4 separate regions of the Homo sapiens genome follow, and regions 1, 2 and 4 are each linked to region 3. Evidence: chromatin contacts called from ENCODE Hi-C or POLR2A ChIA-PET data. All regions are on one chromosome and are shown on one strand. Each heading gives the region's core, a stretch centred on a gene start or an enhancer-like site at or near the end of the contact. The rest is flanking DNA. Distances are from core to core; before and after follow the strand shown.

The links. Hi-C counts contacts between places; a loop is a spot of excess contacts on that map. ChIA-PET counts read pairs that join two places held with the same protein, here RNA polymerase II (POLR2A). Pooled maps may share reads with other maps.
Region 1: a pooled map shows a loop between it and region 3 (11-fold over the local background). The contact joins the enhancer-like site here to the promoter of TBCE in region 3. A Hi-C loop is called at or near these places in 5 of 50 pooled maps.
Region 2: a pooled map shows a loop between it and region 3 (4-fold over the local background). The contact joins the enhancer-like site here to the promoter of TBCE in region 3. A Hi-C loop is called at or near these places in 4 of 50 pooled maps. POLR2A ChIA-PET finds 5 or more read pairs at or near these places in 2 of 52 experiments (HEK293 and activated CD4-positive, alpha-beta T cell).
Region 4: a loop to region 3 is called in a pooled map, with 5 times the contacts of the local background. The contact joins the enhancer-like site here to the promoter of TBCE in region 3. A Hi-C loop is called at or near these places in 1 of 37 single-sample maps with no recorded cell type and 6 of 50 pooled maps. POLR2A ChIA-PET finds 5 or more read pairs at or near these places in 1 of 52 experiments (activated CD4-positive, alpha-beta T cell).

The regions. Positions count from the first base shown.
Region 1 is chr1:234,399,553-234,402,492 of GRCh38, forward strand. It overlaps TARBP1 (tRNA guanosine 2 -O-methyltransferase TARBP1), which reads right to left. Exons shown (of 30, transcript NM_005646.4): 25 at 1,629-1,710. Among named protein-coding and RNA genes, the nearest start is that of COA6-AS1, 27 kb to the left of the region's middle. Within about 2 kb of position 1,404, at least 5 of the 41 ENCODE cell types and tissues checked have a DNase peak (open chromatin) inside an H3K27ac peak, as active enhancers do.
Region 2 is chr1:234,598,366-234,601,313 of GRCh38, forward strand. No RefSeq gene overlaps it. Among named protein-coding and RNA genes, the nearest start is that of IRF2BP2, 10 kb to the right of the region's middle. RefSeq lists enhancers at 986-1,499, 1,500-2,013 and silencers at 1,557-2,086, 2,487-2,536. Within about 2 kb of position 1,451, at least 40 of the 41 ENCODE cell types and tissues checked have a DNase peak (open chromatin) inside an H3K27ac peak, as active enhancers do.
Region 3 is chr1:235,365,817-235,368,921 of GRCh38, forward strand. It overlaps TBCE (tubulin folding cofactor E), which reads left to right and starts at 1,611. Exons shown (of 17, transcript NM_003193.5): 1 at 1,611-1,688. LOC124904559 (a long non-coding RNA gene) reads right to left here and starts at 1,604. Exons shown (of 2, transcript XR_007066957.1): 1 at 1,394-1,604; 2 at 537-807. RefSeq lists enhancers at 1,318-2,031, 1,571-1,910.
Region 4 is chr1:235,997,895-236,000,837 of GRCh38, forward strand. All of the region lies in intron 12 of NID1 (nidogen 1), which reads right to left. Among named protein-coding and RNA genes, the nearest start is that of LINC02768, 27 kb to the left of the region's middle. RefSeq lists enhancers at 1,332-2,531, 1,433-1,482, 1,523-1,592. Within about 2 kb of position 1,642, at least 13 of the 41 ENCODE cell types and tissues checked have a DNase peak (open chromatin) inside an H3K27ac peak, as active enhancers do.

The sequences.
Region 1 (2,940 bases), core at 154-2,653, 970 kb before region 3:
ATAAATCATGCTGCTATAAAGACACATGCACACGTATGTTTATTGCGGCACTATTCACAATAGCAAAGACTTGGAACCAACCCAAATGTCCAACAATGATAGACTGGATTAAGAAAATGTGGCACATATACACCATGGAATACTATGAGGCCATAAAAAATGATGAGTTCATGTCCTTTGTAGGGACATGGATGAAATTGGAAATCATCATTCTCAGTAAACTATCGCAAGAACGAAAAACCAAACACCGCATATTCTCACTCATAGGTGGAAACTGAACAATGAGAACACACGGACACAGGAAGGGGAACATTACACTCTGGGGACTGTTGTGGGGTGGGGGGAGGGGGGGAGGGATAGCTTTAGGAGATATACCTAATGCTAGATGACGAGTTGGTGGGTGCAGCACACGACCATGGCACATTTATACATATGTAACTAACCTGCACATTGTGCACATGTAACCTAAAACTTAAAGTATAATAATAATAAAATAAAAACAAAAAAAAAACAAATACATGAAGAGATACAGTTCCTATGAACAATTAAGCCCCATTATTTTATTTACACATACACCTTTAATTCATTTCATGACTGGAGAATAAATCATAAAACATATGAGAGTGAGGTGGTCAAAGGTAAGGATGAGGGAGGGCAGGAGGGAGGCAAAGGACTTACTCCTGTTGGAAGACTGAATAGAAAAAGGTTGACTTAACACTAGAGTGACTAGAGGAGTCCTGCAGAAAGATGCCGGACAAAGCATTCTGGGCGCTAAAGAACACAGAGCAGAGCATATTAAAATCTTTGAAAAATCCTAAATGATATTTGCAGTGAAGCAGCAGAAAATACACATTAGTGTTCTAGGATGCATATCTTGCAATATATAGATCTATACTTTTTTACAGATCAGTTTATCAATAATCTTAGTAATCCACCAAAAAAATTGCTTATGCACAGCAGCTTAAGTTACCAATAACTTATAAGTTCTTCAGAGGAAAAGCCCTAGGTCAGTGATTTAAATTCAAGGGCAGCACATTATAATTACAGTTGAAAAAGGGAGAAGGTATCATAATTTATGCAATGTCTAATGATTTACATATTGAATTAATTTACATGTTAATCATAATAAGCATGTTTATGGTTCTTAAAATTATATAAGCACATTTTGTTACAGTCAGTGAGGTGATGTATCATCTCCTATACAATTCTCATTACCCAGAACCTAAAAATTGCCATTAACAAAAAAGTATATCTTTTTGTTCTTTCATTAACAATGGGCTTCAGTACAATGAAATCTCACCTGCACAAATGTTCTCACTCATTTCCTTTTAATGTCAGAACAGATTTCTGTTTAGAGTTAAATATTCCCTTCCATTGTTTACAAGCCAGACACTGCCTGAGAAATAGAAAGTGAAAATGACTAGCCAATTTTCACTGCTTAAGAGTGAAATGAAAGCAAGTCATCTGCATAAAGTGACAAAGTTAAACTTAGAACTTTAAAATGTTAAGGTGATGTTTGTAAGCAAGAAAAAAACTTTACCCTAATCACAACCCTTCAACAAAAGCAGAAAGGAAGCATCAGGATTAAAGATACAATAGAGAATTTACAAATGATATTCTCTACTCACCTCTAGACAATAATCCTTGAGTGGGTGAAATGTTGCAAAAAAGAAATGCTCCTGAATGCGTTGCCAATTCTTCTTGGCATTCCTAAGGATTAAAAATATGGTATGAGCCACAGACAAATGAAACAACTCTGGTGAGGGGAGAATCAATTCAGTATCTTAAAGGGTGGCTGCAGAGTTGAGAAGGAACAGAAAATTTTATGAACTTTATCCTAAGATTTATACACACCTCTCCAAGATCAATACATACTTTAAAAACTGACACTTAATAAATTTCACATTTTGAAATGGAACCTTAAACCTATGTCTGGCAGAAAACTCTTTTTTCCAGGAGAGAAAACCATTACATAAAAGTCACCTTTTCTACTCCAAAGACTCATACCATGCAGCCAAGTTGTACCTACTTTCACAAACCAAACAAATTTACTATGAGCAGCGTTTAAATTTTTAAAACATCTGTTGTCAAGTTTATGTTTTAAAAGGCAAAAAAGGTAGGGATAAAAGTTATACAATATGGCAGGCAGGTTTCAGATAAAATTCATGATCATCAACCCATAAACTAAGCAGCAATTTCAAGACATTTTTCTGGCAAGATCACGCTCCTGCCCTGACCAGTGTGTCTTCTTCACTCCCTGGAGTTCCTATGCCCTCCCCAACCCTCTCACTATCAGCAGACAGCCATGCCTCACACATCACAGGAGACAGGAGTGAGAGATCTTTCTTCTTCCTGCCACCTCCTTACCCACCTGTCCTCTTTTCTCCTTCACTGTCAAGAGTCTCTCTTCAAAGGGCAATACCCTGCCCCGCAACAGATCCCATTCCCCTGGGTTTTGCCCTATCTCCCCCAACTTCCGCATCTCCCCTCTTCTCTATTCTAGCCTTTCCTTCAGCCTTTTCAAAAGGGCTTTTGTATCTAGTCTTAAAAAACAAAACAAAACCTTATTAAAGTGTCCATCAGTAATGGACTCAAGCGATATCCTAAGGCAAATGGAATATTAGGTAGCTGTTAAAAGAAAAGCAAGTTTACTGGAGTTTCACCTTTGGTGGGAGAAGGAAGGAGACTGTCTCGTTTTCATTCGATGCCTTTCTGCACTGTTCAACTTCCTGACTATGAGTATCACTTAAAAACAACTAATGTTACCAAAAATGAAACAGAAGCCCTCTTTTGACAGCACCCCCACCACTAGCTGTTGAACTTTCTAATATACTATTTTTTGAGAGAATTTTCTAAATAAGTTGACTCTGTCTCACCTTCATCACCCATTTTTTGAAAAGTTAAAGACATGAAATATTTTAAATATTCCGAATATTCAGG
Region 2 (2,948 bases), core at 201-2,700, 770 kb before region 3:
TTTTTTTTTTTTTTTTTTAAGACAGAGTCTCACTTTGTCGCCCAGGATGGAGTGCAGTGTGGCGATCTCGGCTCATTGCAACCTTCGCTTCCCAGGTTCAAGTGATTCTCCTGCCTCAGCCTCCCAAGTAGCTGGGATTACAGGCATGCACCACGGCGCCCAGCTAATTTTTGTATATATAGTAGAGACAGGGTTTCACCATGTTGGCCAGGCTGATCTCAAACTCCTGACCTCAGGTGATCCACCCGCCTCGGCCTCCCAAAGTCCTGGGATTACAGGCGTGAGCCACTGTGCCTGGCCTATATTTTTTTTTAATAATTGCAAAACAGACACAAAAGCTAATTGAATTACCTGAGATGACTGCGCAAGTCCCAAGAACATCTGGAGATTTCCTGACCTTTATTCTAGTGGTTTTATCTGGGGGCAGAACTGGACAATTCTGAGGTGTTTTCAGAAAACCTTGAATTTGCATCTCTCAGCATAGTTCCCTCTCAAAGGTCTTTGTGAAGGAGCAGAGCCACTGAAATTGCATTGCTGCTGTGTTAAAAACAGCCACAGGAAAAGAGCAAGAATAATTTCCTAGGAATTGCATTTCAACCCGGAAAAGCTTCCAGATTCCTCAGTAACATATATAAAGAGCAGAGTGCATTGCATGATTTCCATCTCAAACTTCTAAATGGTTTTTGTGCCTATTATCTAGAAAGAAAAATATGTTGGTGAAGGAAGTCTTTGGGTAGGGTTGTGTCTAGGAATTCACAAGCCTGAAGCAAGGCTTTTTTTTTTTTTTCTAGCCTCCTATCCATTCACCGGTTCATTCACTTTTAAACAATCACTAAAACTATTACACAATACTTATTCCACAATCTAGTTGCTACTTCTGGTAGCCAGCACCCTGCCCCCCCAACTCCAAGGCTGGTGATGGAGAAATAGTTTAATGTCAGTTTTTTAAAGTGACAGGGGTCATGCTGTTCATTTTTTGAGAAAATACTGCAGAGTATTAAAGGGAATAATTAATAAAAATTAGCAGTTAACTAATTGGGTAGAACCTCAGGTGCACAACAATGCTATGATCAAAGAAAAACTTTTTTCTTCAAATTTAAATAAAAGTTTCTTGATAGAAAGTAAACTCATTTTCAGGCAGTCAGTTGTTAACAGTACTCTGGGCAGTTCCCATAGGGGCATGTCCTGAGGTTTGCTTAATAAATACATTTTTATTAGCATGCACCATCCATTAGTGCTAACACAGATGCTTCTTAAACACGCGTGTTTACTTCACCAGCACGGAACATTTGGCTTATTATAGCTGCAGCCAAAAAAAAAAAAAAAAAGCAGCATCATGATTTCCAAAAAGGGAGTGACATTTGATTTGGGGCAGCTCTTGTCATGCGCCATCTCCAACTTAGAAAATCCACCCTGTACAGCCCGGCCCGCGTCAGGGACCCTTGCAGGCGGCAGCCACGGCTGCTGCTGACGCGCGTTTGATCTTTTCTGGGCCACCGAGGGCTCGCCACACCCCTGCTCTGGCGCGCACGTTCCTCGCTCGGCCTCGCCCAGCAGGAGCCAGACCTTTTACTTTATTTGGTTCACCACGCGGTCTCTGCTCCAGAGAGCGCGCCGGCGGCGGCGCACTCGGGCCCTCGCGCGCACTCGCACATTCTTCCCCGGGAACGCGGGCGGGGGGCGCGAGGAGGTGGCCGGGCCCGGGCTGCGGTCCCTCTAATTATAGCCCGGCAGCTGGCGCGCTGGCTTGGCCTGGCGCTCGGGGCCAGGACTGGGCGGCGGAGCGGAGGGGCGGGGCGCACCGGGCCGTTTCCCGTTTCCGGGCCCGCGCCCCGCCCCGTCCCGTCCCGTCCCGTTCCGTTCCGTTCCGCCCCGCCCCGCCCCGCCCCGCCCGGGGTCGCGCGGCTCCACGTGCGCAGAGCCGGGCGCGCGGAGACTGCGCTGCTCCAGCCCGGGAAAAGTTCTAGAATAGAGGCGCGGCGCAAGTCAGGGGGCCGCCTTGGAAACCGCAGCAAGGGCTCCTTGTGGGCTCCAGGCTGTTGGAGAGTGAGGGAGCCTCCTCCCCTTTCCTTCCCGTGGAGTAAACAGAGCTTGGCAGGGCTGGAGGCTTTCTTCCTTTTAAAAAGTGCCATTCTGAACAACGATACAAAGTGAAAAAATAAATTTTTTAAAAAAGAAAGGGAAAAACTACAATTTGACCATTCTGACCAGCCTCCTTGTTCCAACTGGCCTCTTGATTTGTATAAAGATAATGGGGTCCGGCGGCCCCCTTGATGCATGAATTGCACGCTGGGCATAATGAACTTATTGTGCGAAAGCACTTTGGACTTCGGACTGTGTTCCTATGTCAGAATTTTACTGTGGTTTGTAAGATAAACTGGAAGGAAACAAACTCGTGGTTAACTCTTGTCAATACGTGTCTTGAACCAAGCAAAGTGACATTTCCTACCTGTGGCTTTGACTTTAAGCTGCACAAAAGGTAGGAGCTAGCCTCTCAGCTGTTCAAAGCCTAGAATGAGATGCCTGCTTAGTAGGTGTTAAATTATAACAGCAACAACCCATATGGTGCTTATTAGGAGAATAGTATTCCAAAACTTCTCTAATGACTGTGACCCTCCTGTGAAATTCTGATTTCAATTGTATATGGGGTACAATAAATCTTTATCTTTTATCACCAGAAAAGCTAATTGAACTGCTGTTTGCAGGCAGAAATAACAAAATGGGGGTAATGGGCTCTTAGCCTGGGCTAAGACTCTCAACAGCTTTTTTCTGTTTTGCAGCTCACACATACAGTCGGCTCAGGCAGACGGCCCAAGACAAGCCTGTGCCAAAGAAATGCTGATTTAGTCTGACCCAGACAATCTCTACTCCCACATGTCACTTCTCTGCAGAACTCTTACTAGTATGGCAAATACTTTAAAAATCATACAATAAAAGAAGGCAAAACC
Region 3 (3,105 bases), core at 361-2,860:
GCTCAAGTGATCTGCTTGCCTCGGCCTCCCAAAATGCTGGGATTATAGGTGTGAGCCACCGTGCCCTGCTGAGGAGAGTCTTAGTTTGGGATCCATGGATTCCTTTGAGGCCTATTCATGGGCTTCAAAGGATTAATCAGTCCTTGAAATCATACGCAAAATTTGTGTGTAGGTAGATAGCTTTTATCAGATTTCCAATGTGGTTTTTAATCCCCTCTTCCAAAGAAAAAACAATCACTGTAATATCTAGTTTCTAGTTTCAAGGAGTGAACTATCAAAGTATAAAACAGTAGAGACATCCAGCAGGATACTGACTGTTTGTGTCCATTTAATATGACAATTAGAAGGTCACTTCTTGGAAGAGTCATTTGGCTTTGCTCCCTCAATTTCCTTTCCACTTCACCTCACTTCAGTCTGGTTTTGGAATGCTAACACTCACTCTACCCAAACTGCTCTTGTTGTGGAGTCTGTGGTATCCACCAATGGGTTCTTTCTGCCTGCTGCACAAACAAAATTAATTGACAGAAACCATGGCATTGCAGTAAAGAAAGTTTAATTGACGCGAGGCTGGCCATGCCACGTGGGAGACAGAGTTGTTACTCAAATCCATCTCACCAAAGGCTCAGAGGTTAGGGGGTTTTTCAGATAGTTTGACAGGTACGGGGCCAGGGAATGGGGAGTGCTGACTGGTTGGGTCAGAGGTGAAATCATAAGAAGTAGAAGCTGTCCTCTTGCACTGAGTTGGTTCGTGGATCCCCAGGTTGATGAGTCAGGGTGGGGCCATCCACTTGTCAGAAATGCAAAAACCTGAAAAGACATCTCAAAAGGCCAATCTTAGGTTCTACAACAGTGATGTTATCTGCAGGAATGATTGGGGAAGATGCGAATTTGTGACCTGTGGAATAATGGGTGGTAATCATTTAACTACAATTACAACTTAGAAGAATTCAGGACCCTCTCATTCTCCTAACTTGGTGGCCTTTCATTTAGTTTTAAAAGGGCAGTTTTGGGGAAGGGTTATTATCATTTAAACTATAAACTAAATTTCTCCCAAAGTTAGTTTGTCCTGTGCCCAGGAATGAGCAAAGACAGCCAGTCTGTGAGGCTAGAATCAAGATAGGAGTAAACCATGTCAGATTTCTCTTACTGTCAAAATTTTGCAAAGGCGGTTTCAACAGAAATTAACATGTCTAGGATAGTTGCTTTTTCTATTATTTTTTCTATCACTGCATTTACTTTCATTCTGCCTTATGCTTTAACTAGGTAATTTTTTTTTTTTTTTTAGTTTTGGCGGTATCAACACTATATTCTTCTCTTTGACCACCGCATGCTGCCTACGTGGTAGACTCTCAATACGCATGGAACTGAACCTCTTACAGGATTTGTAACTCACTTCTGTGGTATCTAGTAAACTGGAACACGCGCTTTCCCTGGGCTGCTCTGTCATCCCAGGTTTCAGCACTCGGAAATCGCTTGGGCCCCCGCCCAGAGGCGGGGCTTGGGTGGGCTGACCACTCCTCTGGCCTCCAATACTGTCGCTGACATTCTCGTCTATGCTCCAGCAGCCGTACCTCACTCCGGTGGAGGCGGGACTTCCTACAGCACTTCCGGCCAGAGCCTCAAGCTTCGCTGCTGGGCAGTTGGCTGGAGGGGCTGCTGCTGGGAACACCTGGAGTCTCCGCGGGCAGGTGAGCTTCAGAGGTTCGGGGAGCTTTCGGAACGAGCATTCCTGGCCGGTGCGTCACCCTGCAGTGCTCTTGGCCTTTTCTTCCTTTCCTGGAATCTTCCCAGATTGCCAGAGCCGGGCGTTGCCTGCTCCGTGCGCTGGGAGGCGGTCCAGCCGGCTGGGTTGGGGCCACCCTGCGCCTCCTGGAAGGCCTTATTTAGGAGTAGCCGCACGTGATCTCTAGCATTTTAAGCTTCTCTCAGAGAATTGGCATGTCACTTTGGAAGAGGTGAAAATGGTACAGGCGACCAACGACTTTTACAAGGTGTCACCTTAGAGGAACAGCCTCGTCCTTCCGAATCAGTTAACATTGGTGATGACAGAGAAATAACGTTAAATAGGTGGAGAGCACTTAAAGTAACTGTTTGTTCTTTTGAGACAGTCTTGCTCTGTCGCCCAGGCTGGACTGCAGTGGCGCGGATCTCTGATCTCGGCTTACTGCAACCTCCGCCTCCTGGGTTCAAGCGATTCTGCTGCCTCAGCCTCCCGAGTAGCTGGGATTACAGGCGCGTGCCACCACGCTCGGCTAATTTTTGTATTTTTAGTAGAGACAGGGTTTCTCCATGTTGGCCAGGCTGCTCTCGAACTCCTGATCTCAGATGATCCACCCGCCTCGGCCTCCCAAACTGCTGGGATTACAGGCGTGAGCCACCGCGCCCGGCCTAAAGTAACTATTTTTACTTGGTGTTTACTACCAAATGGGGACTGTTCTAAGTTGTGGGTGGATCCAAATGATGGTGTGACAGCCTTATCCTCAGAGAAGCAGTCCTGGCAGGAAGACGGGGTTAACAAATTGCCAAACTGTTAGAGAAAGTTAGTGGAGGTAGAGATGAAGAGAGAAGACTTTTCTTTTCTCTGGCATTAATTTAGCCACGGCCGCTGTGTTTTGATACTTGCTTCAAACGTTTTTCATATTCTTAAGTTTTAACTTTTCTGTATGCTCATATTTTATATACTGTTGTAAACAGCATATCTCTGGGTTTTTTTTTTAATCTAAGTGGACAGCCTGCTTTTTTTTTTTTTTTTTTTTTTTGATATGGAGTCTTGCTCTGTCGCCCAAGGCTGGTGTGCAGTGGCCCAATCTCAGCTCACTGCAACCACGCCTCCCAGGTTCAAGCATATCTCCCACCTCAGCCTCCCGAGTAGTTGGGATGACAGGTGTGTGCCACCATGCCCAGCTAATTTTTTTTTTTTTGTATTTGTAGTAGAGATGGGGTTTCGCCATGTTGGCCAGACTGGTTTTGAAGGCCTGACTTCAGGTGATCCACCTGCTTCAGCCTCCCAAAGTGCTGGGGCTACAGGTGTGAGCCACCGTGCCCAGCCCAGTCTGCCTTTTGACTAGCAGGTTTATTGGATTTACATTCATTGTCACTACTGAA
Region 4 (2,943 bases), core at 392-2,891, 630 kb after region 3:
ACCATGCCTGGCCTCAGTTCCATTACTTCTGGTGTCACCTTGTACATGTCAATGATACAGATTAAGCTGTGCCTCCTGCAGCAGTGGAACAGGGATGGCAGTAATAACAGATCTCACAGGACTGTTTGAGGAGTCAGTGGGAGGTGACGAGACAAGGCACACAGAGACATTTCGAGCTCTGCACCCAGATGTTCATTTGCGACTGGATCCTCGCAAAGCAGACACAGTGACATTCCATAAGTGTGTTGCCAGTGAATATTTGAAGTACCTTTGTCTGTGTTGCCAGTTCTCATGTTGGTTTGCTTAACGTGGTTGCTCCCTTGGTGAGAAGCAGTTAGCATGCCAGAAAAGTATTTGTTGAACCCAGCAAGACAAAACCATGCATGCTTTTCTTTTGTCCCAGAGGCTAATTAATATAAAAAACAAAACAAAACATTTGAAGTAGGAAGCACCAAACAAAGATACAAGCAAGCCATCTGGTTAGAATAAAAAATGTCTGGCTGGGCACGTTGGTTCACGCCTGTAATCCCAGCACTTTGGGAGGCCGAGGTGGGTGGATCACCTGAGGTCAGGAGTTTGAGACCAGCCTGGCCAACATGGAGAAACCCCGTCTGTACTAAAAGTACAAAAACTAGCTGGGTGTGGTGGCGGGTGCCTGTAATCCCAGCTACTCGGGAGGCTGAGGCTGGAGAATCATTTGAACCCAGGAGGCAGAGGTTGCAGTGAGCCAAGATTGTGACATTGCACTCCAGCCTGGACGACAAGAGCAAAACTCTGTCTCAAAAAAAAAAAATCTGGTTTTGTTCACTCTTGAATGTAAAACGTGTTTACTTCCACAAAATTTTACGTTGGCATAGGGTTTTAGAGTTTTCATATAAGCTGTTTCCATTCACAGATATGTTTCATTTGATTCTCATTGCAATCCTATGTGATAAGCAACTGCAGTTTTTACACCAAATGAGAAAACTGAAACTCAGAGAAGTTGAGACTCCTTCAGGCCACAGCACTGGTTGGTGGCTCAGAGACTCCTTCAGGCCACAGCACTGGTTGGTGGCTCAGTTCTAACGAGAACCTAGGTCTCTGGGTTTGTGGTCTAGCCCCGCCCTTCTGGTCTGGCATCTGGCGTCCACATTGCCAGTGCTTAGACGGCTCCCTCACATTGAACCTGTTACGACAACAGCGATGTACACACAGTACCTTAGCTCATTCACCAAAATTACCTGTGCATCCAGAGCCCCATTTTCCTACCAATCACATCTGCATGTGGTGGTGCTTTTCCAGTTAGAAAACAAAACTGGTGTCCTGTGTGCTGTCAACCAAACAAAACTTTTCATGCAGTAAGCGTTGTTCCATTTTATGTGGCCGACAGAGTTGTGTTAACAAAGTATTTGGTCAGCATAGAAAATCTCAAGGGCTCTAGAATTTACAGTGGAACTTTGAAGTACTGTATCTTGAACTTGTAAAAAGGAGGGGGAACCTCAACTGTACTCAGGAAATAGAATCTCAAGTGAGTTTATAAAAAGCTGTGATCTCGGTGGACTTTCTGGGCCAGCAGACAGTGGGAGCAGCCCAGGGGCTCTAGGGAGAGTCCCCTGCTGAGTGTCCCTGGCCCCCATGGGAAACTTTCCATTAAAGGCCTGGTGGATGGGGTGGGGGTAGTGGGGATGCTAAAGACGCATTTCCTGAGCTTGTTTCTGGTTGATACATTGATGACTCAGACAAGCGTCTTCTTACTCATCTAGTTCGAGCTGCTAGGGAAGAAAGCATTCAAGACCTGATACTTATCTGAGGAGTGGCAGGAAGTCTGGGGTGACTTTTCTCAAGGTGGGGGGACAAAGAGAATGAGAGGAAAATGAAACAGAGTGTAAACCAAAAATAAAATTCCAAGTCCGCCTACCATCGGAATGGACCCCTCCTCTCAGCCGAGGGCATTCCAAAGTCAACCTATGAAACTACTTCAGGCCATGAGAGGAAGGGGAGGGTTGGCCACGTCTCATTACCATTAACATCAACATGGACCTTAAGACTGAAAGAACAGGCCGGGCCCTGTGGCTCTCGCCTGTAATCCCAGCGCTTTGGGAGGCTGAGGCGGGTGGATCACTTGAGGTCAGGAGTTTGAGACCAGCCTGGCCAATGTGGTGAGACCCCATCTCTACTAAAAATACAAAAATTAGCTGGGCGTGGTGATGGGCGCCTGTAATCCTAGCTATTTGGGAGGCTGAGGCACGAGAATCTCTTGAACCCAGGGAGTGGAGGTTGCAGTGAGCTGAGATTGCGCCACTGCACTCCAGCCTGGGTGACAGAGCGAGACTCTATCTCAATTAAAACAACAACAACAACAACAGCAACAACAAAACCTGGCAGAACAGACTCTTTAAGTCTGATAAGAAACATCTACAATCTGTTCTCTCTGAAGCCGCCTACCTGGAGGCTTCATCTGCATGACTAAACCTTGGTCTCCACAAGCCCTTATCATAACCCAGACATTCCTTTCTATTGGTTCCAGGTTTTTAGATAATAACTCAACCAATTGACAATCAGAAAATCTTTGAATCTGCCTATGACCTGGAAGCTCTCCCTCCTACACTTGGCTCCCAGTTGTCCCACCTTTCTGGACCAAACCAACATACATCTTACCTGTATTGATTGATGTCTTATGTCTCCCTAAGATCTATAAAACCAAGCTGTAGCCTGACCACCTTGGGCATACGACATCAGGACCTCCTGAGGCTGTGTCACAGGCATCTCCTTAACTTGGGCAAAATAAATTGTTAAATTGATTGAGACCTGTCTCAGATACTTTTTGGTTTACAAGAAGGAGAACTAAGAAGAAAGTACATTCTTGACCTTGGATTTGCATTCCATTCCCTTGCTTGATTAAATTGGTTTCTCTGTGTTCATTCAAATAAATGACAATTGTAGCCTCTCATATACTCAATAGAG